Regions from separate parts of the Mus musculus genome. Here region 2 is linked to region 1. The links are chromatin loops, found by intact Hi-C in ENCODE. Cell type or tissue: left cerebral cortex. All regions are shown on one strand. Links, peaks and the distances in the headings refer to the core of each region. The heading gives the core; the rest is flanking DNA. Region 1 overlaps Cdk5rap2 (CDK5 regulatory subunit associated protein 2). Region 2 has its middle 380 kb from the start of Cdk5rap2.

Region 1 (15,309 bases), core at 7,310-15,309:
CTCCTCAGGGGAAAACAGGTCGCCAGGTGGAAAAATTTACAAGCCATTACTGGAGATTCACCCAAGGTCTATTTCTTAATCAATGTGACAGCCTTACTAACACCTGAGCTCCATTAAATGAAGCTCTATCTCCATGTCTTCCCATCCCCAGCTCTCTAACCACACTTCAGAATGACAAAAACAAAAAACCAAAAAGCAACAACAAAAAAACACAAGGAAGTGACAGCAACTACTAATCTTCCTGAGTACTATATCTTGTCAGCATCCTCCTTCTCACATGTCCCCAACTAGAGATGTCAGTTCCACAAGCTGCAGTCATGGGGTTCAACATTCACTACCCTGACTATGTCCTGCTAAAATTACCCTATATGATGGTGACTCCTGTAGCATCAAGTAATAACTGGCAAACACATATAAGAAAACAGGTGCACCTCAACAGAGACTTTTGTCATTAAACTCATTAAAACAGCAGCATAGCAGTTGGTCACCTGGATGATTTCTACATAAACTATCCACACTCAGGAAATGTGCACCCTTCAAGTCCTCATGGGATGGTTCTCATTAGGGGCAGTCTCTTTGGAAAGAAACAAGACAAAATCTATTAGGCCTCCAAACTATTCCTACCTTTATCATTTAAGACTTGTTAGGGAGCCGGGCGGTGGTGGCGCACGCCTTTAATTCCAGCACTTGGGAGGCAGAGGCAAATGGATTTCTGAGTTCGAGGCCAGACTGGTCGACAAAGTGAGTTCCAGGACAGCCAGGGCTATACAGAGAAACCCTGTCTCTAAAAACAAAACAAAACAAAACAAAACAAAACAAAACAAGACTTGTTAGGGGAGGGTAGCTCAAAACAAACTGTATGGTTGCTGCGTATCAGTATACATTGGAATTAGAAATCTGGGAATACAATCTAAGGAAAGAAACTTTAAAGCAGGGAAAGACTGTGTACAGACAATTTGCAACAACCACTTGAAGCAATCCATGTGCCAACAAGTAGTTAGGCCATTAAACTGCAGTTCCTCTGCAAGATGGTAATGATGCAATGACTAAACGACAATTAAAAAAAACAACAGGAGAGAAAACCACATTTCAATGCAAGTGGCACAATCAGATCAGAAGGGAAGGCTTAGAAATCGCGATTGTGCTATTTTCAATCAACAGGATTAAGGTCAGTTATCCATATTCTAAGATCTCTCTCTGTTCTCTCCCCTTCCAGCCCCAACTCACTCTCTCTCTCCCTCTCTCTCTCTCTCTCTCTCTCTTTCTCTCTCAGGGTTTCTCTGTGTAGCCTTAGCTGTCCTGGAACTCACTCTGTAGACCAGGCTGGCCTCGAACTCAGAAATCCGCCTGGCTCTGCCTCTTTTTTTTTTTTTTTAAAGATTTATTTATTTATTATATATGTAAGTACACTGTAGCTGTACACTGTAGTCTCTTTTTCTGATTTACAGCCTCCAAGAGAACAGACATAATACTCTGCCCTCCCTCCCCCTATAAGTCTTGCTGCTCAGAGAAAGCAGTGGACAACGTGGCCATTTCCAGCTGGTCCTGCCTTGTTTTTTGTGAAGGAGACTGACACTCCCTCCCGGAGAACAACAGTCTCCTCTTTTTCCCACGGTACCTCATCCTGGATCCCTCTCCTCTCTCAGTTCCAAAATATAACCATCTTTACATGCATGTACTCCCATCCCATTCCGGGGAAGGCAGGGGAACTGTGCTAAAGGAAAAAGCTTTTCACAGGGAACATCAAATTGAAGTGCAATCTGACAAATGACTCAAATCCAAATCGGCTGGTATTAAGATCTTAGAGTGGGCAGAGGAAAAGGCCTCTATTCTCCAAAGGACATAATGGGACATTTAACAGATTTTTTTCAAAGGGCAAATGAACAAACAAAACTCGGCATTTACAGCTCAAATGGAGCTGCTGAAGAAGGAGCTGCTTATTAAAAACTCAGCCTCAGAGGAAGTAAGCTGGGAGACTTGTTTCTCCCGTAAGTGGCTTGCCGTTGCTCTTGGTTTTCAAAATTATCCGGAGCCCTGGAGGCCAAGATCAATAATAATCCCTGACTCAAAGAAAGCAGACGGCCAAAGCACAGCATAAATATAGTACCTCTGAGCAGTTCCCACTGGGAAAGTGGGAAGACAGCCCATAAACCTCTCCAAAGAAATGGTATGGCCATAGATGTGAGGCCTTATATACCTGGTATTCCAGGCTGAGTTAAGTCCACCCAGGAAAATGTCAGTTTTGATCCTGAGGGACTTCTGTAAGGAAAGATCCTTTGCATTCATGGTGAAACAGCCTGGCTTCAGCAATGACACTGATTCACACATGGGGCCGGGTTCTTTCACTGGAGAGATGAGCTAGCCACGCCTAGAGGAACTCAACATCTCCTGCTCCCAACAGAGCTTCAGGGTCCTTCCCTGTACAGCATGGTTACAAACAGGAAAAGAGACAAATGTCAGAAGTGACGTGGGGGTGGGGAGCAGGTGGGGTATGTAGACATCTTCCTTTAAGTTATGGATATTCCAAGGCTGGACGCATACTATGCAAGCTCTCTGGAGCCATGGCCATTCTCCAAAGAGCTCTAAGATGACATCACTCATCAGATGTACCATCTGCAGCAAATACCCAGAGCCAGGCCACAGTAACATCACAGGATATCAAGCACGTAAGACATGGCCTGAGTTGGAGGAAGCACATGGACAGACTCAATGACCAACGGGGCCCTCAAGACTCTACCACAGCAAAGGCAAGTTCAAAGAACTCCCTCAAATAGACATGCAGTGTGTGTGTGTGTGTGTGTGTGTGTGTGTGTGTCTGTCTGTCTGTCTGTCTGTCTGTGTCTATGTCAGGTATCCTGTCTGTCTGTCTGTCTGTCTGTCTGTCTGTGTCTATGTCAGGTATCCTCTATGCAATTAGCACATGGCAACAAGCAAGACTCTTCTTCTTACCTCTTCTTGTTTTGTTAACTCAAGTCTGTCACTTCCCTGGAAACCCACAGAAGAGAGATCAAAAATGGTTTTCTTCAGGTGCTGGTTGTCTGTGTGCAGGTCCTTCACAAGCTGTATGAGGTCACTGACCTGGAGGAAAGAGCAAAGACATAGAGGTCTCACTTCAAGGCAGAGGCATGAGACTTGTGAGAAGGCTACCTGAGCTATCCTCAGCAGCTTGTCTACTGACAAGGTTAGAATAAGGTCTATAGAATGAGAATGTGCTAGGATCACAGCCACAGAACACTAGAGGCATTTGGTCAATGGCAACTAACATGTTTCTGTCTTGTGACAAAGCATTCTGGAAGAAAGACTCCCCAGAGGTGAAGTTTCTCCAACTATGTCAGATCATCCTTCATAGCAGAGACCTCCTTCTCTCTATGCACAGTTAGCGATGACAGTTATAATGAGCTGTCCTTAGAGCAATACACACACACACACACACACACACACACACACACACACACACACACACGCTACGAGGTTTAGTCAATCATTCTCGGCAAAACTCCTTCCTGATGAGGAACCAGTCATACAAAGAAGTTCACTGTCTGGCTGGCACAGCTGGCACATCTGGAAAACTGTGTAACACGTACCAAGAATCAAAGAGCCAACATGGGACAGAGCAGCAGACTCCAAGGAAGACAGCACACAGTGCCTAAGCTCAGCCCAGTACTCCAGGTCCAGGTCTTGCTAGGCCAAGTGCACAGGCAATTGAGCAGACTCATTTTGTTTCCTATGAGTTCCAAATGCCAACATCTAATAATTTTTCAAAAGGTTCTTAACCTTTAAAGAAAATTAAAAAGAAAAAAAAATCTACCTCATCTATGCACGTAGATGTGCAAGACTCAAAAGAGAAACAAAGCCCAGATCCATGGAGTGGAAGATAGCCAGTCAGTAAAGTGTCCGCCACACAAGCATGAGAATCTGAATTCGTATACCCAGCACCCACATAAAAGCCTGGAAGCCCATGGTGATAGGAGAGGAGGGAAGACAAGCAAACTCTTAGATCCAGCTGCCCAGCAATCTAGTTAAATGAATGAGCTCCAGGTTCAGTAAAAGACCCTGCTCAAAAAAATAAGGAGGAGAGCGATAGAGGAAGACACCCAACACCAATCTTTGGCGCACACACACACACACACACACACACACACACATTACCTATTCCTAACAATGATCCTTTGAGATATTATGCCACTTTAACCATATCTATAGACTGAAAACCTTGCATTTAAAAAAGATAGATGCAATGATCAAGCTTAAAACCACATTTGTTCAAATCTATGAGTTCCTGCTACATGTGCCAGGTCCTGGAAGGAAAGAAATAAAAATAACACTAATACTATATTTAAGAGGCTCACCTTCCAGTCATGTAGACACAAGTAACCAAATAGTCCCCAATCAGTATGGAAGGAGATCAAGCAGTATAAGGTACAAGGAAGTGAATGAGTTGAGAAATGTGACTTGCTCGTTGTAGACGGTGGGCCACTTTTCTCAGGAAAGTGGGCCTGGGCTAAGGTATCCAGCCCAGAAATGAGAATCTACCCTGGGGAGCACTGATAGCTCCATGCATGTAAGAAGCCATGCAGCAATTCCTAAAAGATACAGCAGGCAGGAAAGGAAAGGGGCTTGAGACCTGCATACTTCTGAGATCAGGAACCAAAGAGATAAGAACAGGCCCGAGAAGTGAACAGGTCGGGTCAATACCTTTTTCTTGAGTTCTTCTTGAGAAAAATGCTCCAATTGGAACTGATTGTGCTCTTCAAGGCAAATACTCAGATACGATGTTTGATCGCTATAAAATGAAAACGGCTCTTCTGCACAAAATAAATAAATGAATGAATGAGTGAATGAATGAATGAATGAGTAGGGTAGGGGACAGGAGAAACACTACTAGAAACAGTTCCTCCCAAGGCTCTCCCCCATGTCTTTTACCCAAAGCAATTGCAAGGGGATGGGTTAGGGGAGCTGCAGCACACAGGAGTCAAAGCATAGCCTTCACAGCAAAAGTAACTGCATGCTCACAAAGCTGATGGCTCAATGTGTGGCTCATCTGCTCTGTAGGCTATTACTGTAGCCAATCCTGAATTTTAATTTGCCTAGCAAGTGCTGTACCTGGAGACCACTATCAATGGCACAAGTAAATGGTAATTTCAGTTCAAATAAGACCGGGACTGGCTTAGCTATGACTACACAGAATTTAGATGAGATCCCAAGCACAAACTTGAAGGTACATGAAAGTGGCTGATACACTTTTCCGGTCCCAAAGTTCGAGAGTTCTTTAGGAAGAGAGTATACACCGAATCTAAAACCTGCCTGCCTGCCAGTGGGAATACTAAAGGGTATCGGTTACCGGTGTGTTAGGGTTTGCTTCCCACGGCACACATTGCATTCTCCTAGCGCGGGAAGAATCCGAGGCAGAGTACATTCACTGAGTGAAGCACTACCACAGAGTCCTGTTTAATACACATGGCCAGGGGTGGCGCTCCTACAACAGAGCACTCGACTTCCAATTAGTACATCCTGGGTCAGATGATGCAAATCAATGAATGGCTCCATGCCCAGCTCAGCTCAGCGCCTTCATCCATACAGGAATGTTAACACCTTCTCTGCCAAATTGGTGACTGTGAGGAGCAGAGATGGAAAGGCAAGAGCCTAAAGCTGTGCACCTTGTACCTAGAACAGGCTACAGAAAAGTCAAGCACTATAGCAACAACCAGTTTCTACCACACATGCCAAGCAGCAGGACTGGAGATGCAGAAAGGAGCCAAGACACCAACGAGAATATAAGGTGCCCAATGCATAGTAAAACAGAGAGCCCAGATGCACTGTGCCATCCCATGGTTCCTAGTCCTGGTGCCTCTGTACATGATTTTAAACCAGCAATCTTACTCAGTGTCTGTGTGGTCCTGCTCTGTGGAGCTAAGGCAGGAAAAGTGCACTCAATGAGGATTGATTACCAGAGCCCCAGGTTATCTGGAGCTAGAATAGCAAATAATACACATAGGTGGGTGGGAAACAACCCAGCCATAGATCAATCCTCTACAGAATGAAGAGACTTTTAATGGCCCCTTCCTTTAGGAAGGCTGAAGCCCAGCAGATGCAGACTCAGTCAGTAGAGACGATTCTGGGGACATTCTACCTCTGGTCTAGGGTTTCTTTATGTTCAGCTAAGACACTTTGTGGAAAACAATCAACGGGAAAGGCATAGAAAGGAGCCTGTACCTTCTCGACTCCGAATCTCACTGAGCTGCTCCTGCAGGGCCTTCTGCAGGTTCCGGTAGGCAAGAACATCCTGCTCCAGCTGCTTCCGAAGGGCAAGGACCTCTTTCAGCTCAGCCTGCAGGTTGCTGACACTTGGGAAAAGCAGACAGCAGAAACTATAAGACAGATTCATTTATGCTTTCAGATACAAAGCCTAGCAAATCTGGGGTTTTTATGTCACATGTAGGGTTTTTGTTGTTGTTTTTTTTTTTTTCTGGTTATAAAAGCAATCATGTTTATCACAAAAGAAAAGGTAACTATGGAGGAAATAAGAATTGCCACGATGCCCCCACTGATCAACACATGCTATCTCTCCTGAATCCTTTTCTCCACAAGTGTTTCCTCGAAGTCTAAATGCCACTAGGCGTGCAAAGTAGAACTGTGTGTCCCTTGCTTAAATATTCACCCATATTCCTAACGGTTTCTGGTAACCTTTTCAATGAGCACATCGTTTCCGAGCAGGTGACAGTTCTCCATTCACTCCGACTCACTCCTTGCTAATGTCTAATACAGGCACAGCAGGTAGAAGGCATCTCATTCTCGAGAATGCTCCACTGCTTCGACTAATGCCTGGAGGAGCCTTAGTGTATAGGAGGCTCGCTCACCCAGCATCCAGGCTTCAGAAGAGAGGGATCAGAGCTAAAGATTATACTGGGGTGAGGGTCAGGAGGAAAGGAAAACTAAAGAAAGGTAAGTTCCACAGTAAGACAGAAGCAGACCAATTTATGGCCAATAGAATTTGATTGTAGTAACTCAACCAAACTGAAAGATGCACAGTATGAACGCATTGTTCTGTAAGTGCAGGTATTGGGTTTCACATGTTGGTCAACAACACAGTACAAGAAGCCCAGAACCCAGTGAGGACATAAAAAGGGTATGCCTCTTAGAGCTGCATTAATCGTGAGGAACTCTTCCCAAAGAAGTCCCTTCAGTGATGGGCATGTTCTATACGCTGTCTAATACAGCAGCCACTAGCTAATGTGCCTACTCAACATCTGAAATGGGGCTTAATGTACCAAGGAACTGAATGTTTAATGTTATTAAATGGAAAGTAAGTGTAAGTTTAAGTAATCGCATTGCTAATAGCTGTTCTTCTAGACGGTGCAGATCCAGAGAAAGGATTTGGACTTACATCCATGTGCAAGTGCCCCATGATCTGAATGACACACACTCAGCTCTCAGAGGACACCCGCAGCACAGACACTGTCCCCACTGTAGAGCTTTGAGCCCGCTGGGTAGCTTGACATTCGGGTTACTTCCTTAAAGATGCTCAGCTATGCAGTGGATCAAAGCACAGGAACATTTTTAAAGTGAACATTTTTAAAGTTTCCTGCTTAAACACTAAGAAATATATCGCTCTCTTCCAGCATCTGACATACAGTTCCCTGACAGGGTTCATCACTGCTCTGTAACTATCTGTAAAAATGTATAAATATATGGATTTTTCTGGGGCAAGGGCTCATAAGCTTTTATGTCACATTTTCCTAGAGTGGTTGGGAGCTGTTGCTGGGCTTTTGTAGGAAACAGACTCAAGCTCCACTTCTCCAGCTCCATCAATGAAAACACACACACACAAACCAACAGACATTGGAGGAAATGTGGTTTTCTGTTGATTCTTTCCTGCTTGTATGCTGAGGACGGTTCACTGTGAAGCAGCCTTCATGTGGCAGAAGGGCCTATGAAACTTGAACCTACCTCCCCTTCAACGTAATCATAAGGGTCCATTTGTTTGGCAGATGGAATTCCTTCCCTAGGTGTCACAGCACAGCACAGGTTTGCATGGGGCATGCTGCCGGGACATTTAACCAGGGAAGCTCCTCCCATTAGGCTGGGGCAGGCTACCCACTACACTAATGCTTCTATTTCCTGACAGGGTGAGAAGTGCATAGCTGATGCTTCAGATCTCTCACTTCTGTTTTCCCAACCCCAGAGTCTCTGCGAGGTGTGAGAAACCAGTGGAACAAATGTGGGTTTGCTCAGAGAAAAACAAGCACTGTGCGTTCTTCTTGGAACAAGGTGGCAGAACAGAATGGCCAGGAGGAGAAATACGAGGTTCAAAGGAGGACAGTACAGCTAACCAGCTCTACAGCACTAGGCCAGTCCAGTAAGCTGCCTCAGTTACAAAATGAGACAATTACCATGTTCCAGTGAGTTGGTTTTGGGGCTTAAATGAGGTATTATATGAGGAAGCTTGGTATACACTCAGCAAACATCATTACCTTTTCTTATTCATGTGATGATCCAAAGTTCCCCCCGCCTTGGGAATTGCAATAGGTATTCTCATCTAGAGAGGATTTTGCACCCATTGAAGATATTTGGGACTATCTGGAGACAGTTTTGGTTGCCATAACTATACCTGGATAGAGCAGTATGACACCAGCCAGCAGGCAGAACTAGGAATATTATCATCATCCTACAGTATATAGGATAGCCGCTGTAGACTATATACATCTAGCCCCAAATATTCCCATACCGCTGAGGTAAACAACAACTGAAGTCACCTCTGGTTGAAAGAACATTTCAGCAAGGGCCTCCACATAGATCCTAGGTCTAAGCTCTGATCATTCTTCACGACAATATGGAACTAAAATCATCAACTTATGAGTACTGCCAAGCTAAAATGACCAGGCTCATGATGGCTATCCCTTCCTTTCTCACTTTAATCACAAGTATGTCGTCATAGGACACTACCTTTATGACATTTCCAGAGTGAGCAGTATTAAACTACAACGAGGAACTCAACTGGCTCTCATCCATAATTTTGTCTTCTGTGTTCACCAAGGTCTGAGCACTCAAAACCCCATAGCTATCTATCTGCAGCGAGGACAGGGAGACTGGGCTTTTGATGCTATTACTAATAAATGCTGAGAGCTTCATGACTACCAGGCAGCATTAAAATTTATACAGCCTCATCCTCACGCCTCAGACACCCTTCTATTATTGTTCTAAGATGCTATGACTGAGGCAGCATATAGAAGAGTTCATTGTGACTTACAGTTTCAGAGAATTAGTCTATAGTCATCATGGCAGGGAGAAGAATGGCACTGGGACATGTCCAGAGCTTATTTCTTGATACACAAGTACGTGTCACGGAGCTGACGGTGAAAGGTGTGGGCTTTTAAAACCTCAAAACACACATGTAGTAATGAACCTCCTAATGTTTCTAAAACAATTTCAGCAACAGGGACCAAGTACTCAAATACATGAACCTATAGAGGCCTTCTCAACAGGGACCAAGTACTCAAATACATGAACCTATAGAGGCCTTCTCATTTGAACTATTTCATGCTATGTAACAATGTTATCAAGGCTGGAAGACAGGAGGTGGATAGGAAAGTAGACAGGTAAGTAGATGTGGAGGTAGGTAAGTTAGGAGGACGGTAAGAAAGGAAGGAAGGAGGAAGGGAGGTAAGTAGGAAAGCACAGATATTAGTTGGAATAGGCAAGGATTAGGTAAGGAGTGGGCAGGCCAGCCCTTCACCACATTACAAACACACGAACTGAGACTCAGGGTGAGAGGTGGAATCCAAAAGCTTGGACCTGGTAAGTGCTGGAGCTGGGATGTGAATCCAGGTCCACGGATGAATATGAAACCTTTTAAGCATCCTTGTTCATTAGCTACAGCCTTGGCCCTCTCGAGTCTCATTCATGTTTTTATTCATTAGGAAGAAGCTTACAAAACTAGGAACCATTCAGACGCTGAGAGTGCTCAAGAGAAACTACATCCCACCCTTAAAGCCCCACTGAGCACAGCGTCTACTCGGGATCCTGTCAGAGATATTATACAATGAAAGAAAAATGTCTCTCCCCCTTGAGCTTCCATGCCGGACTCCATGCCTTCCCCACAGTGAAATGGCCAGGCTTCCTGAGATATGTCCACACAGCCCAGCTCCATTAGCATATTTTCCGCCTTCTCTAAACTCATTTCAGATCTAAAGTCTGAAAATTACTTCATAACCTGGACGATCAGTGCTGGAGGAGGGGCATTCCTAAACAGAGCAGTCCCCTAGCACCTGCTCTGCCATGCCTGGGAACTGGTCCCTGCAGATAGAGAATCCTGCTTTGAGAGAGGGGGTGGGGACACAGTGAGGACTTGGGGACCAGATGAGCCTCCTGACTTGGGCTACTTCTGAAGGGGGATTTTAAGACAGAGTAGGGAGACACCGGCCCATTAGAGCAGGGAACAGCAGGGCATGACAGAGGCAGGTGCACATAGGCTAGGGAATATTGAAGAGTCCAGTGTGGGAAGAGCAAAAGGCATTGGTAAAAGAAAAAGAAGGGTCATGCTTTTAACTATCGAAATTTGGGGATATACTCAGAAAACAGCAAACTAAAATACTGAGTCCTTTTTCCACCTCTCTGTTCCATAGACCAATAACCAGGAAGCTATGGCCAATCTTGCTCCATCACAATCACCACCCACTTCTGTTTCTCTATTATTTGGAAATGAATAATAGATACCGTCATCTTTCAATTATAACTATCCTGAGTAAAGACCAGTTATTTACAGAAGCGCAAACAGAGGTCAGAACAGGCTACCTACTGGGGACACAGAGGTAGAGCTAGGGGCAGGAGGCTAACAGGAATACCACTGGATTCAGCTGACCGTCCTCACCATCCTGCAACAACACTAAATCATTTTAGCAATTCTACAGACATAAGTCACTCAAAGGAGATATGGCTAGGTCCCAGGGATCTGCCAACACCAGTGTGACCTTGGACAAGTCACCTAACCTTTCTTGGTTCAAGTGATCACATGCAATGGGTATAACATCGGTATTTTCCTCGTGCAACAGCTATGAGAAACATCTGAGAGTAGACACATAAAGCAACTTCCTAAATACACAATAAAGAATTGAACCTCAGAGCAAATGTTCTATTTTAATGCTAATTTTGTTGTTCTAAACAGTCAATTTTTGATTGAAAATAGGCATATCTGACCATTAAAAGAGATGTTCACTAGCTAACTACTTTGAAGGATTGCTATGATGGGTGGGGCTTTTCCTGCTCAGAAACCAGCAGTACTACTCAGGAAGTATGTGTGGCTGTAGTGTCTGAAGAGAATCACTTACCTGTCTGTGTCCTGAGTCTTTGCCAGATGGGCATAGATGTTCTGTTCTGCTTTTAAGTCCCCAGTCAGCCCTTCATACTCTGATTGTTGCTTTTCCTGGAAATGACAACGGGCATCTGACATTAGGGGCAGAAGCCAAGGAAGATGGCTTGCCATTATGCAAACACATGTGGCTAGCTCTGGATTTTTAAAACCACAGACTACAGGCTCTGAGCCAGACTCAGGCTCAAGCCATAGTAACACAGCACCACCTGCAGGAGGAGACAGGAATGACAGTCTCCATACTTCCCAGAAGGCCATCATGGGTGTCGCTATGGGAGGCAGTAGACATTTCTTTGAGACATGGGGGTGGTGAATGGTCCTAGAGTAATTGCGGGTACACCCTTAAGAGGAACTGTAGGACCTCACCCCGTTTCACTTTGCTTCCTAGACCTGAAGTGAACAGTTCTTCTACCAGGTGTTCCCCTTCACTGCTTTCCCAACACAACCTAACAGCCCAAGCCTGGGCTGCAACCTCCAAAACTGTACGCTAAACCAAGCCTTTTCCCTTTATAAGATATCTTGTGTGTTTCATGATAGTACTATAAAGCTAATACTCAACACGAAGTAGAAAGCCATGTTCCCAATACCCAAAAGCTGTTTGTGAAATATCCTCAAAGCCATTTGATTCACCCATCCCTCTGATTTCATGACACTCTAGCAATGCCTCACTACACTTTCTGATGCTTCACAGAAAAACCTCACAAACCTGAAACAAAGGATATACAGGAGAGTGAAGAGTGAGTGGCATTTGAGAGGTGTCCAAAACAGTGAGAACAGAGGCTGGGCTGGACCACTGCTAATTAGTATAGCCTTGGGAAATTAGATTGTAAACCTATGAGTCTTAGCATCTCTGTTATGAAATAGGGGTACAGTTTGGCGGTTCCCCACTCATAAATGTTACTTTGCCATCAAATTCAAAATTCTGGTGCAGCCAGTTAGCAGTTTGGGGATTTGAAAAGTTGCTAATTAATAGCTTGGACATTCCCACCTAAAAATCAATGGGTAATGACTATCACTTCTTGAAATTATGGAGGTTAAGATTAAATTATGCTAAAGAACTACAGACATCTGGAGAAACAGCTAACTCCAGTACTCAACAGAGAAAAAGTTCAAAGGCATGATGTGTCCCCAGCATTCTGTCGTGCCAAAAGATGCATGCTGTAAGATCTGAGCAATGACTGCCAGAGCCTCTGCAAGAGGACAAAATAGAGGTGCAGGGTATCAAACAGAGTTTCAGTTATACAAGTAAGTCCCAGAGATGTAGTGCACAGCAAGATGACGAAGGTGAACAACTGAGTGCCACATACTTGACATCAGCTAAAAAACAAACAAACAAACAAACAAAAAAGAAACCATGGGGAAAGGTAGCAGTGTGAGGCAATGAATGTGTTAATTATCTTGTTTATGGTGATTATTTCACAATAGCTAACTGTATAACTTTAAGTGTGTGTCTGTATGTGTGACACTGTGGTATGTGTACATGTGTGTCTCTGTGTGTTATTGGTACTAAAGACTGAACCCAGAGAATTGGGCATGCTAGTCAAAAACTCCATGTGGCAGTAAATTACATCCCAGCTACCACATCCTGATGTTTGTCAATTATAATCCGACAAAGCTGGCAGGCAGACAGACAGACAGACAGACAGACAGACAGACAGGTGATGTCTAAATAATGATGAAAACTTGCCCAGAAGTTACAGAAGTCATTTTAAAGCTCTTACTAGACAAACATGAGACAATTTAACATCAAAATAATTATATTACAAAGTCCAAAACTGATACAAACAAATACATGAGAAAAAGGCTTTGTTTTATAGTAAAATGGTTTATTAATACTTATGGGAAGAATGATGGGGTCAGAAAGCCTATCCATTTGGCAACCATCATGGTAATAAACAATTCAGGCAACAGACATGAAAGGGTGCTAAACCTGGAGGGTGAGTCTCTGAATATTAGGCAATTTACAGACACCGCCCCTAAACTCTTCTCTAGTACACAGAAAAAAAAAAGAGCAACTGGATAGTCAAGAACCTGAAAACAGTCTTTGTGAATATATCAAAGCCAGCATAGCTAGTAACTAGACACATGGACTTTGTAGCATAAAACAAGAGAGACTTATGAACAAAGCATCGCCACTATGATACTTCCACAAAAGATGCACCAACCAAACCACATTACCAAACACACAGCAAGCAGGCCCGCATGAAGAGCATGGTAACCGTTCTGCACAGTTCAAATGGCCAGGGTCATGGGACTAAAGAATCAAGCCTGAAAATCTCAAGATGGGATTCCAAATCAGACCTCTGTGCAAAGCATTGCTGAGGCAGCCGATGAACTGTGACTCAGCCCGAGACTTAGGTGGCACTGAGGAGTCTATGCTCATTCCTGCTATGGTAGCTCCATGAATGCTAGGGAAATATCCCGTCCCTGGAAAAGTGAAGGCTGCTGCTCACAGTCTTCTCAACCTCACTAACACATAGAGGGTGCACACACAAATATGCCCAGAGAGCACAGCTGCACCTTCTGTTCGCTAACCTCCAACCGAAACTACCATCTTTCTATTGCAGTTGCCACATGAGCACTAAGGCTAGATCTATACACGGCCAGCTAAAATCGGCTATTTGTAAGTGCCAAAGAGATTTCAGAACACTTATTCTTCTTACTACTTCAAAGCTGCTGTCACTATCCTCACTGTTAAATTTTATTATTTGTATATATCAATTAAAGATATCATTTATCTAGAAAATTTTTTATACTTTGATAACTGAGTTTCAATACATTGGTTCACTTCCTAAGCCAATGCACGTGTAACGTCTGTGCCTTTAACCCTTTTATTTTCCAGGATATGGGTCTTTTGGCTTACACTGGGCTGCCAAAGAAACACAGTGGGCAAAAGGCTAAGCACCCTAGGACCAAAGAGAACAGTGCTGCTCTTCCAAGTCCAGCAAGGATGCTAATCACCAGGTAGATATCCAACTGGAAATCTCACTGCAGGCCACTGGCCCCAGTATTCCTAAATGCTTCTGCATTCAACAGGGCCCCATGGGGTTCTCTCAGAGCTTGCCTGCACACAAGCACTGGAAAGGACATCAAGACAAGGAAAGCCACCAAGTCTTTGATGTAGTCAGGGTATCTTGTCTCACAGTACACCATTTCTGCCTTTCCCATTACTAGCTATGCCGACTTCATAGGCTGGTTATGATAAATACTCTATAAGTAGTCTCCCATTGACTCTAAATACAACTGTGTGTAGAGATGACACCCTTCCTCCAATTCTAGAAATGAAGACACAGGGAAGGTGATCAACGTCAGAATCATGAGGTAGGACATGGGCTCCTCAGCACATCCATACCTGTCTCAGGAGGTTAAAAGACGTAAGTGAATTAATCAATGCGTGGTGCCTGGCATGGGGTGGACACTGGGTGTCGCCCTATGTACCATGCTCTGGAGCTGTGCTGCACACTTGATAAAAACCCTGGACAGTTGTAATATATGGAGTTCTATATCCACCTGCTCAGTTATAATATATGGAGTTCTATATCCCCCTGCTCAGTTATAATATACGGAGTTCTATATCCACCTGCTCAGTTGTAATATACGGAGTTCTATATCCACCTGCTCAGTTGTAAGTGAGCCAGTCCACTTCACTGATAATCAGCAGTTAGGATATGGACTTGTATGTGATGTTAAAGTTAACCAAGGGTTAAAAAATAGAGCAAAAAATGGAATTCTAGTGTAGAGAATTTCAGTAGTACAGGCTCTAAGCCACAAGGACTGGCATGTCAAGGCCCCAATTTGCAAGCCAGCTCTCCCCTCCTCTTTTTCCTGGCAGCCCACCACACTCCTTAGCTTCTGTCTTCATTCTTTTTCTCTGCCTTCCATCTCTGGGATCTCAGACAATCCTCCCCATGTCTCAAAGTCCCTCAGAGACCCCAGAGATGGAG
Region 2 (11,319 bases), core at 1-8,000, 280 kb before region 1:
GTCAGGAGCCTGCCCTCCCTCATCTTTAGCTCTGGCTGTAATAATTTTGCTGGCTTAGCAAAGCATATGCTTCTTGTTTACCCAGAGAATGTGCATGTGGATAGCAGCCCACCAAGGGAACTAGCAAATGGCAATAATTGGAATGGTGCAGCTGCTTATAGCCATGCTTACCAAGGCAATGCCACCAACAGAGACAAGATAGAAGCAACCTGTGTGTCCAACAGCTGATTATTAGACAATTAGATGATGAAACAAAAAGCACACGGTGACACTCTACACATTTCTTCAAAGGTATGATGCAAAACTATGTTTCTTGACATAAAACCAGGGCTGTGGTTTAATGCAAAGTATCAAAAACAAAGACCTATAACAGTATGCACAGCATGATTACAACTGTGTACTGCCTATAATACAAAAGAGGAGGCTAGAGAGATGGCTCAGTGGTTGAGCACTTGTTATGCTTTCAGAGGTCCTAGGTTCAATTCCCACAGCAGCTCACAGGCATCTGAAACTCCAGTTCCAGGAGATCTGTTGCCCTCTTCTGGCCTCCACAGGCACTGCGTGTATGTGGTGCACAAACATACCTACAAACAAGGTACTCATACATGTAAAAAAAATTAAATAAATAAAACTTAAAAGTAAATAATGCACAACAAAAAAGAACTTGTGGTTGTAGATTTAGTAGGATGTATCATGATAAATTAAAAGCCATAGTTGGGGCTGTGGAGACAGTTGAGCCACTAAAATGCTTGACTTGCATGCATGAGGATCCCAGTTGAATCCCTAATACTCGTGTAAAATAACAGGTGAGGTGATGCACACTTGTAATATTAGTGCTGAAGAAGTAGAAAATAGGTAGATCCTTGGGGGTACACTAGTCAGATAGCCTAACCCACTTGGCAAGCTCTAATGGTGGACCCTGTCAACACACACACACACACACACACACACACACACACACACACACAGAGGTGGGGGGTGGAGCCTTTGGAGGTCATCCCAAAAGTGAAAAGGTAAAAGAAAACAAAAGGCAGGGACACTGTAATGGGAGGAAGTGTGTTCTCCCAAAACATACACAAGAGTATGAACTTACTTGTTATACTGGAAGACCGGGTCTTTTACAGATATGACCAAGCTTCAGTACATTACAGTTGGTCTGAACGGGCACAAAAAGAGAAATCAAAAACAGAAAAGAAGACCACATGCTGACTGATAAGTGAAGGTAAGACCCAGAAGCAAAAAAGCACATGAAGCCAGAGTCAGGTAAGAGCTATTTTATCCCAACCCAAAGAAGCATGAAGCTACCAGAAACCACTAAAGTAAATTAAAACAAACAAACAAACAAACAAAAACTTGCCTGGAAGCCTTGAAGGAAGGATGACCATAAGGTCAAGGTTTGTGTCTGCTCAAATGTAAAAGTATAAGAGAATAAATACATTGTTGTTGTGGGACTTTTTTTTTACAGCAAACTCAATGTATTAGTCGGAATTCTCCAGAGAGACAGAATTATTAGAATGAATGAATGTATTCACTCAAGTATATTCATTCTGGTGTGTGTGTGTGTGTGTGTGTGTGTGTGTGTGTGTGAGGTTGGATCACAGGATGTGGTCTGACTACTCCACAATGACTATCTTATGAGAAAAAGGCCAAGAATATAGTACTTGCTCAGTCCACAAGGCCAATATCTCAGGAGTCAAAGGCTAGAGTCCTGGAGAATTCCTGGAGAGCTACTGGTCTTATTCTATTCTGGGATCCTGAATAAATTTGTTTTGGTGCCACAGAAACAAGATAGATTGTCTTGCCTGTGAGAATGAGGACTACCAGGCAAAAAACAAAACTTCCTTCTTCCAGGTTATTTTACCTCAGCTACTATCAGTGTGTGGCCCAGATTTAGGACAGTCTTCTGATTCAAACAATAAGATTCAAACTTCCTCATGGGTGTGCACAGAAGCTTCAGTTTTAGTCAAATTGGCAACCAAGATATGCCATCACACTGACAAAATTAAAACAAGAACTCAGCAAGATGGGACACAGCTACAGGCATCCAAGGATGAAAACGCCAAAGAGCAGTGGAGCAGGCTAAGGGCATTTTAAGGATTGGGGGCAGTCAGTCCACTTCAAAGACATTAGTCTCTTTATTAGCAACTCTTCCAGGACCCCAATTACTTCCACTAACCAGGAACATTTGGGACCAGGAACCAGGGACCCTGATAACAGGAAACTAGACTCTCTCCCGCTCCCCCTCCCCACACCCAACTCAAAAGCCTGGAAAGTCGAGGTCTTGGAAAGCTTGAGGCCCATGCCTGGGCAATGCTGACACCCAGATCTGTGGCATTCCAGACCTGCTCTGATCAGCACGCTTGCACCTCAGCTGCCAGTCCAGATGTTCCCATGTCCCTCTAAATGGGGAGCAGATGTTCCTCCATAGCAACTCTTGTCTCCCTGGTGCTCTCTTGGGTCAGCCAAAGAAAACAAAGGGCTTCTGCTTTGTCCACTAATAAAGTCATGTGTGGGCATCCTTTCCAAGCTCCTATTGCCTCATCTAAACAGCAACAGCAAATGTTCAGGGACAGAAAATCTTTCCTTTTCTTTTCGTGGTTCCATATCTAATTCATTCAGAAAGGTAATTTCAGACACTCTTTAGAGGTGTCAGCCACTCTACTCTTGAACAAGGTAGAGAAAAGTGTTTGACTGCTGTGTCCTTAACAGCCATGGCATCAATGAGGGCTTCATCATTCACCGAGGCAGGAGAGGACACCTAGCAAAGGACTTGGGAAGTCAGTGAAGACTTTTTTTTTTAAACTAACAGATGAGCCTTTTTCTAGCTATCTGTGCCCATGCATGACACAGTGAGAAACAAAATTACTGGCTGAGAAGCTAAAAAGGGACTCCCTAAACACTGATCTCAGAGGGAGGTCTTTGGTCCTATGGCATGGGGTTGAGCACATCCCTGGAAGAGGGAGGTCTTTGGTCCTATGGCATGGGGTTGAGCACATCCCTGGAAGAGATAGCAGAGTGAGAAGTTGGGAGTAAGAGGCATCACTGGCACTTTCTACTACAGCAACATACACATGTGGAAACAAAGCAGGAACAAGACACGATGGCCCCCATTGGCATAGAATCTCATGGATCTCAGGCACCATTCCATCCTAGGGTTCTGATCTAAGGAATACCATGTTCCAAACTTCACATTGGGAGTTTCTGGGCAGTGTAGCCAATATAGGTCACAGGAGAAGGCAATGCAGGAGAGATTCAATTAGTAAATGTAGCATAGTCCAGAAAATACAGAACAGACTAGGAACAGAAGAAATGGGGTTGTCGTCGTCATAAGTGGTAGAAAGAGGCATTTGGGAGGTGCAGGAACATGGCTGGCAGACAATAGAATGAACAAGAGAATGAAGGTATGATAGACAAGAGAATGAAGGTATGATACTGATTATGAAGTGACATCCCTCCATCCGTAATCAGTATGGTACCTTCATGTCACTGAAGTGGGGCAGTCAGCAAGTGCAACAGATTCAGAAGTGACTGAATAACCAGTAGTGCAATGGAATGCCAGATCAAGCAGAGCAGGTGGACGGAAGTTAGAGATGAGCCAGAAGCCAAGTGTATCTGTCTCTGAGATTCCCTTGGTGTTAATGCACTAGAAGAAACTTCTAGACCATTCCCCTAGTATCTGCTCTCTCCAAGATTCAGTGTCCAGCCAGCCATCTCCAGAGGCTGTAGGATGATGACAAAATTGTTTCCAACTCTATTCCTGCTCATTCTCTCTCCTCTTTATAGCAACACTCCTCAAATGCAGCCAGCTTGATATTTTATGAAGAGGTAAATGAGAATTGGCAGTACCCCAGAGTTCTTTTTGTTCTTCACCATACGATTTGTGAAAATTCCACCCCTGTACATTCTAGACCCCATTAAGAGGCATTGCTCATGGTTCCTATTATCTCTGTCCTCTTTCCTCCTAATCTGATTCCCCCATCTGCTCCGCCTCTGCATGGTTGTCTTTGTCTCTCCCAACTACCTTTCCATTTTGTATTTTTGTATTTCTGTCTGTATGTATGCACATCATCTACATTACATATAGATAATCTGTAGTGTGTGTGTGTGTGTGTGTGTGTGTGTGTGTGTGTGTGTGTGTGTGTGTGTGTTTGTTGTCGACCCCATCTCTCTCTTTTTCTCCCTTCACCTAGGTCCAACTCTCTCAGAGAATGAGGAGGTAGATAGAATAGAATTACTATGAACAAGTCTCTCTAGACATTTTCTTGAACTAAAATTGAAGACATCTATTGTCTAAGGTGGTAACATTTGGAGCCAGAACAACTTAGATGTTAAAACTTGAAGCATTTTGACACCATTAAATAAACAGGGTATAAACATAAGGTTCTCCGAGGTTTACTGGCCACCAGTGTTAGGTGGGGCTTTTGGGTGACACAGCTGCCTTTGAATCATCCATGCCTCTCTAAGGAACACCCTCTTCCATACTCCTGTCAGTTCTATAAACTTGCAGGCTCACTAAGCAAGGTTATGATAGAATCGCTTCTTTGGACATTTGTTGTTATACAGATATTTGACCATGTCTCCTTAGGAAAAGTCACACAGTGCTCCCAGAGAGAACAGATCTGAAGGCAATGGTCTAGGCTCACTAGTTGTGGGGCTCTCCCAGCTTGTTAGAAAGTCCACCCTTTGTTTGTTCCACTTTTCACGGTAGCTTTGTAAAGGACGAATGATTCTTTACTTAGACAGAGGAAAATAGAGCCAGGGAAAAGGTACCCAAGCCATCAGGCTTTGGTACCCATGCCAAGCTATCTTCAGAGCCTCAGCTCGATTCAAGATACCAAGAAGATCCTTACACATTTTATAAATCAAACAGAAGGGGATCTGAATTCATACCTCTGTCGGTCCTGGAAATACTATTCTTCCCCTACTCCACCCTATACACACAGGGCCCTACTTAGACAGCTGGGCATTACTAGGGCCACATACCATTTCTCTCCCTACAGGTTCACATCCCAGTGGATGTTTTTCTGGTTCTGCCATCGGTGTGTTCTGTGACTCTCTCAGGAGTCCTCCATTCCTTTCCCAAATTTATGTGACTTGATCACATTGCAGCTTTCTTTCTATATGTGTATGTGTAGATAATGGTGATGTGTATATGCACAAGTTTGTGGAGGCCAGAGGTCAACCTTGGGTATACTTCCATCTCAGGCACCACTTCTCAGAAGCTACCCTCTTGTTTGTTTGTTTGTTTTGTAAGATAGGCTATCTCACTGGGACCTGGGATTTGCCAATTAGGCTAGGCTGGTGGCTAACAAGTCTGTGGGACCAACTTATCTCTGCTTCTCCAGAGCTTGGATTACAAATGTTCACTACTAAATCTATTTTTTGACGTGTATGCTGGAGATCTGAACCTGAGTCCCTGTGATTGGACAACAAGCACACTTTCCTCAAGGAGTTTTCTCTTCAGCCCTCACGTGGCAATTTTCTAGCCAAACAAGAGAAGACATAAAAATAGAAAAGATTGAGAAAAAAGGACAAGAAAATAGAGTGAAGAGCTTTAAAAAAAGAGTGGACAGAATGAAAAGGAAAGAAGACAGCTTTCTGGGGTGGAGGGAAAGTTACAGATGAGGGCAATTATTCCTGAGCTGAGCCGCTGCTCAGCGAACTGCTTCAAGCAGCTTCCCTAGGTGCAGGAGGCTTTACGGAGCTTGATGATATACAATGCATGCCACGTGCCCGTGATCTATGGCGGAGGCCAGGTTACACTCCCACCTCAGGCTAGCTGTGTGATTTAGGGCTGCTCCCTGGAGACTCCAGCTGGCATTCAATGGTGGCAAAGTCTACTGACGTCTGGAGTGGTGTGTGTACCAGGAAGAATTGCACGTAGCTAATTTCCAGAATGGAATCAGAAAGCAAGGCAAGGATAGTGTCTTCTAGGTGGCCTCTCCCTGTCTAGCCAAGGGGGTTCTTCTCCAGGTGCAGAGATGCACACTCCTGTGTTCATGGTTCTGGAGAAGGTCACCAGGGTGCAGTGCAGATTTCTAATCTCTTGGGATCTTTGGTATGAGGGTCTGAGCCTCATCATGTAATCATTTCACAAATATTGACAGTGCACCTGCTATATATTAGGCACTGCTGCTGGGAACTGAAGCCACAACAGAAACAAACAAACAAACAAAAAGTCATTTCTGTCCCCATAGTCTAGAAAGAAAATACTTCACACAAACAGTCAAGTAAAATGGTGGTAGACTGCACCAGATTGGGAGTAGCAGGTGACAATAGAGAAAGCTTACTTTAGTGTAATCACTGAGCTAAGATTCAAAGAAAATGGGATAGTTATATATGGGTATGAAGGGCTTTCAAGTTGGCAAAGATGAGTGTGCAAAACTCTTAAGGTAGAGGAGAGTGTGAGACCTGTGAAAGATTAAAATCAACGCAGACTGCTGGAGTATGGAAAAACTAGGAATATTGAGGTCATGAAGGAGGATGAGGGAAGGGTCATTTAGTCTGAACATTCATTCTAGCTATAGTTAGACTAATCTTACAAGTCTGTTTAAATAGACTTGAAGGAAACAATGCTCTATAGTTCTTAGATGAACAGACGTGCATTAGACAGTTTTTGGTTTTGTTTCCACTGGGGACAAGAAACATAACATGGGGCACACATAGATGTTCCTTTCCCACTCAGATGTCAGCAAACAATTTGTAGAAGTAATGGAGGAAAGGAGCTAGGGAGATGAATCGGTGAAAGCACAGTGGCCGAGGTACATATACCTAGTACCCATGGGAAACGCTGGCCATGGCAACACATGTCTGTAATCCAGAGCTGGAATATGCAGAAGGGCAAAAACAACAGGTCTCTGGAGCTCACCAGCCAGTTAAGACTTAGTGAGCTCTGAGGTCAGCAAGAGACTGTCTCAAAATATGAAACAGGAAATGATCAAGGAAAAATCCCAAGAACATTGCCTCATGCCAGCATACCTACACACTCACATGTACATCTACATATACACAAGAATGTACATGCACCACACATATGAAGAAGGCAGAAGAGGAGGAGGATGAGAAGGGGAAGGAGTGGGTAACAGGAGAACAAGGGACTGTGAAGCACAGGGGATATTACTATAGATTCTGTTTGCCACACAATCCAAGGAATATTTTTAGAGTTATAATTAAAAACCTAGCAACTTTCTAAACTACAGTGTGACTGTGTCCCCTTAAAGCACAGCATGAGTTCTCCAAGGACCTTCATCCCTTAGTGTCATTGGCTTCCCTGCTGCATGCTATCTCATTAACATTCTCTGCATGGCTGAGGCAGAGATAACCAGAGGTAGGTGTTCTCAGGATTACCCAATATTTTGAAAATTCCCTTATCCAGTGTCCTGGGATCTTCCTCTATGTGACTATATAAGGTCTTCTGTGAAAGTGTGATCCAGTCCTCCTGACCTAGTCTTTCAGAGATGGACACAGAAATCCACACTATCTAAAACAAGATTTTCCAAAGATAAATGAGTCATGGCACTACCCTGGTTCCTACTTCCACTTTGCCCATGACAGACAATGTGATTTCCACTATTAATATAAGTGTGAATTCTTCTTCCCTGTGTGAACCCTGCAGTTGCTTTCTAATGCTTCTAAAAGGCAACCTAGCCCTGCTAGCAATCTTTCTTGTCCTATGACCTCTTTCTACCCCTTGGGCCTCCGTTGTAGCCCCTCTTCCACACTACACTGGCATTGGTCATGCCCAGCAAAACCACCCCAGTAACTCCAGGAACTCTTTCTTTACAGATATACTCTGTCCTCTCCTTCCCAAAGCTCAGTCCTCACCATCCTGGTTACCTCTGTTGTTATCATTTGTTTACTTTGTCATTCTTGGGGATCGAATCCTTGCCTTTAGTTTATTAGGCAAGCCCTCTACCCCTTACACAAAACCTTGCATTAGTGTATTTGTCAGTTTCTTTGTTGTTACAGCAAAATAATCCCTAAAAATGCTACCAGATGAAGCAAGAGTGCAGTTTATTTTGGCTCACAGTTTCTTTCCATCATGAGGAGGAAGGCAGCAGTTGCAGTCACTCACTCTGCATCTACTGTCAGAAATTCAGTGAGAGATGAAGACTGACACTCAGCTCACTTTCTTTTTACTTAGTCCAGGACCCCATTCCATGGAATGGAGCTGTCCACATTTAGAGTGAGACTTCCTACATCAATTAACCCAACTTAGAAACCCCTAAGACATAGGTTGTCTAACAGATGATGCTATAAACTGTCAAATCGGCAACCACTACACTACTTACCATCATAACCCCCTCCCCTCAAGTCACCCACTTTATGCCTCACTCTACCCTCAAGGCTTGGAATAGAAGAAGCAGTACATAATTATCTTCTGAACGAAATGAATGAGTAAATGACTGGAAGCAATCAGCTGTCTGCTGATTTCTAGTTACAACTCAAAATTTCAAAGGCACACCCTCAGAATTCCTGCTCTATTTAAGACACCATGCTTGGAAAGGACTAAAATGTAGATCAAAGAATGAAGAGGTGTTCTCAAGGTCACACTGGATGCTGCTGCTTTGATTTCCACACTTGGCATAGTTCAGAAGCTAAGACTGTCTGCCACGGTACTGTGCTAGTCCTAGGTTTAAGAGGCTGAATTGATAGATGGCACCTACATGGTTAAAAATTCTTTCAGCAGTCTGCAACAACACGTGCAGTGTTTAATTGATTCTTCCATGCTCTCTGTAGACTTCTCCAGAGCCTCGGATTTATCTTTTCCCTGTTATCTTTACAGTTTCAAAGCCAGACATCAAAATATGTCCTTTGAAGACACAGGTAAGCACCCATCTCCATAAGTTTCTCATGAAAATTAAAGATGCTAGAAACCAATCCTGAATCGAGATCCCCAGAAAACAGAGAACAGGAAGCAAAGAGAGCATGGCATTGTGGGAAAGTCTGGCACCAAGGGAGAACAATGCTCAATAGAGGCAGAGATAGCATGCCAGACAGCAAGGTCTCTGGGAAGTGAGTGTGGACCAGGCCCCTCTTCCATACCCTCAGTCTTCTCTCCAAGGAGCTATCAGTGTCTCTTGGGAAGGTACAAGGCCTGCTCCCTAACCTCTCTCAAATGGACTTGATATCCCAAACTAAAGTTTATAGTTCCCTTTCCCCAAAGATACCCTATCACTCTCATAAGGATTGCCCTCTATATTTTGTTCTGCATTTTAAAGACAATGTATCATTAGCTCAGACTAACTGTGAGCTTACTTTAACACTCCTGGATGAGGTGGTCCTCCTATAGACATCATGGTGGAGAAGATGCTTTCCTCATCCTATCCCTCTTGCTCTGCATCATCTTCCTAAGGGAAGCCTTGGTTGGATTCTCCTTCACTTCACTTTTCATTGTGATTCTGTTGTTTGCCTTTTTACCTCTCACCAAACATCCACAAGTTTTGGTTAGGACTTCCTAACTCAATTAACTCAATTTAGAAACTTTCTAAGACATTCCCATAGGTTGTATTGAAATAAATGAAATGGTCACCCCTGCACATGCCTGGGACTGCTACCAAGCAACGGAGCCTCATGTGAAAGAATGAGGAAATGAGTCTCCCAGATGATGGCTGTGATCAGTCCAGAGAAGTGGCTAGTAAGAAAGGAGGAATCTGGGCATCCTTTGGGGTGTGCTAGGGAACAGAAACTGGACTGTTCACCACAAACAGCACTCCCTCATCTGCCTGCCCAAAGGAAGAAAGCCACTGCCCTGTGGAATGTGCAGCCACTGTCCTGTGAAATGTGCAGCCACTGTCCTATGGAATGTGCAGCCACTGTCCTATGGAATGTGCAGCCACTGTCCTATGGAATGCACGTGACAGGGATGAAGAAGCTCTGATTGTTCTACATCCCTCAGAACTCTAACATGATAGTATGTTGTCAATTTTTCAAAATGTCAAAATATAAATTTTGTCAATTTTAAACCACATCTTTTCACCATCTCTGAAATCAGCATGTATGCTACAATGGACACATATAATTATTTCTTTTTATTTCAAGGCTGTCATTAAATCCACAATGTGTCTTACTCAAGAGCTCTTAGAACCAAGGGATACAAAATTAGGAATAGAGGATTTTGAATTCTGACAGCCCTCCTGTTTATCCTGCCTTTCCAGAAAATTATGGATAGCACTCCTGCATTCTCAAAGGTCTCAGTCTGGATGAGATGTGATATGATATGATATGATATGATATGATATGATATGATATGATATGATATAATTTGATATGACCACCCAAACAACATAGTGACACCTCTAGGATCCCTATGTTCCTATCCAATGGGTGCCTGCATGCTTTGTTTAGGAACCATCTACCCCATTGTATTTGTACATTTGCTGGTATCTGCAAATCAAAACATGCCATCCTATTTCAGTAATTCTTTTGGGCATCCTCATATAGCTTCTATTCATTTTTACAAAGAAGGTGATGACAGAATGACCAAAATTCTTCTAAGCAGCTCTTTCCCCTCAGCCACAGTTCCTTAAAACCATAGGAGGGTAAAGTCAGTCCCAAGAAAGCAGGCAGGCAATACCCATATCTCCCAGCAAAACTTCCTTTGAATTTCAAATTCTAAAGTGTAATGAGAGTTTATTATTATATATAAGTTTACTTTTATGTAAAAACTGGGCTTTCAATTCATTGTCAGGGTGCTCATTGTCTATTCTTGGGCTCTTGATGGCCTCAGTATATTCCTAAAAAATTCAACCTGAGAATGTTGCTCTTATCTTATCCAATGAGAGACGCCTGCTGAAAATGACCGGGTTGGTGTTCACCCAGGACGCCTGCATCATGAGAAGCCTGCGATGGAAAAGATACCCCTAGATGACACCGCCTATGGAGAGAATCAAACTACAGCTTTTCAGAATATTACTATTCCTGGGTGACAAGTGAAGAAACAAAAGCCAGGAGAGAACTAATGAGTACCACATGGGAGCAGGAGCCCACAGAAAGTTTGAACTTGGGTTTCTGGGATTCAGAAACAGGATTTCTTCCCACCCTGGCTTTCAGTGACTTCCAACCTTTTCTTCTGCCCCCTCCATGACTCATAGGTGCTCACCTATTGCAGGTCACCCCTCCTATTTCAGGTTTCCTTTCGTCTTCATGGTCAGTGTGAATTTCTTTCCTTAGATTGACTTTCCAAGGCAAGCGATTTGGGGAATTTTTTTTTTTAAGGCATGCACGTCTATTTGCAGCTCTAAAAGCTGATTTGTATTTATAGGGAGATTATTTTGTGAGATAAAAAAGTTGCTGAAACTACTATAGATAAAATCCATT

What was found. Peaks named below come from ENCODE experiments on the same cell type or tissue, not always from the same donor. Only the 100,000 strongest peaks of a DNase experiment are listed, where the experiment ranks them.
Region 2: a loop joins it to region 1, with 3 times the contacts of the local background. A loop is called at or near these places in 2 of 42 quality-filtered maps.

Annotation. Positions count from the first base shown.
Region 1 is chr4:70,295,871-70,311,179 of GRCm38, forward strand. Cdk5rap2 (CDK5 regulatory subunit associated protein 2) reads right to left here. Exons shown (of 37, transcript NM_145990.4): 15 at 11,325-11,419; 16 at 6,214-6,344; 17 at 4,696-4,805; 18 at 2,950-3,078. Among named protein-coding and RNA genes, the nearest start is that of Cdk5rap2, 110 kb to the right of the region's middle. In left cerebral cortex, for the core only: a CTCF peak has its summit at 11,585 (motif pointing left); DNase peaks (open chromatin) are centred at 8,201 and 11,555.
Region 2 is chr4:70,021,302-70,032,620 of GRCm38, forward strand. No RefSeq gene overlaps it. Among named protein-coding and RNA genes, the nearest start is that of Cdk5rap2, 380 kb to the right of the region's middle. In left cerebral cortex, for the core only: a CTCF peak has its summit at 567 (motif pointing left); a DNase peak (open chromatin) is centred at 3,830; H3K27ac peaks cover 652 bases.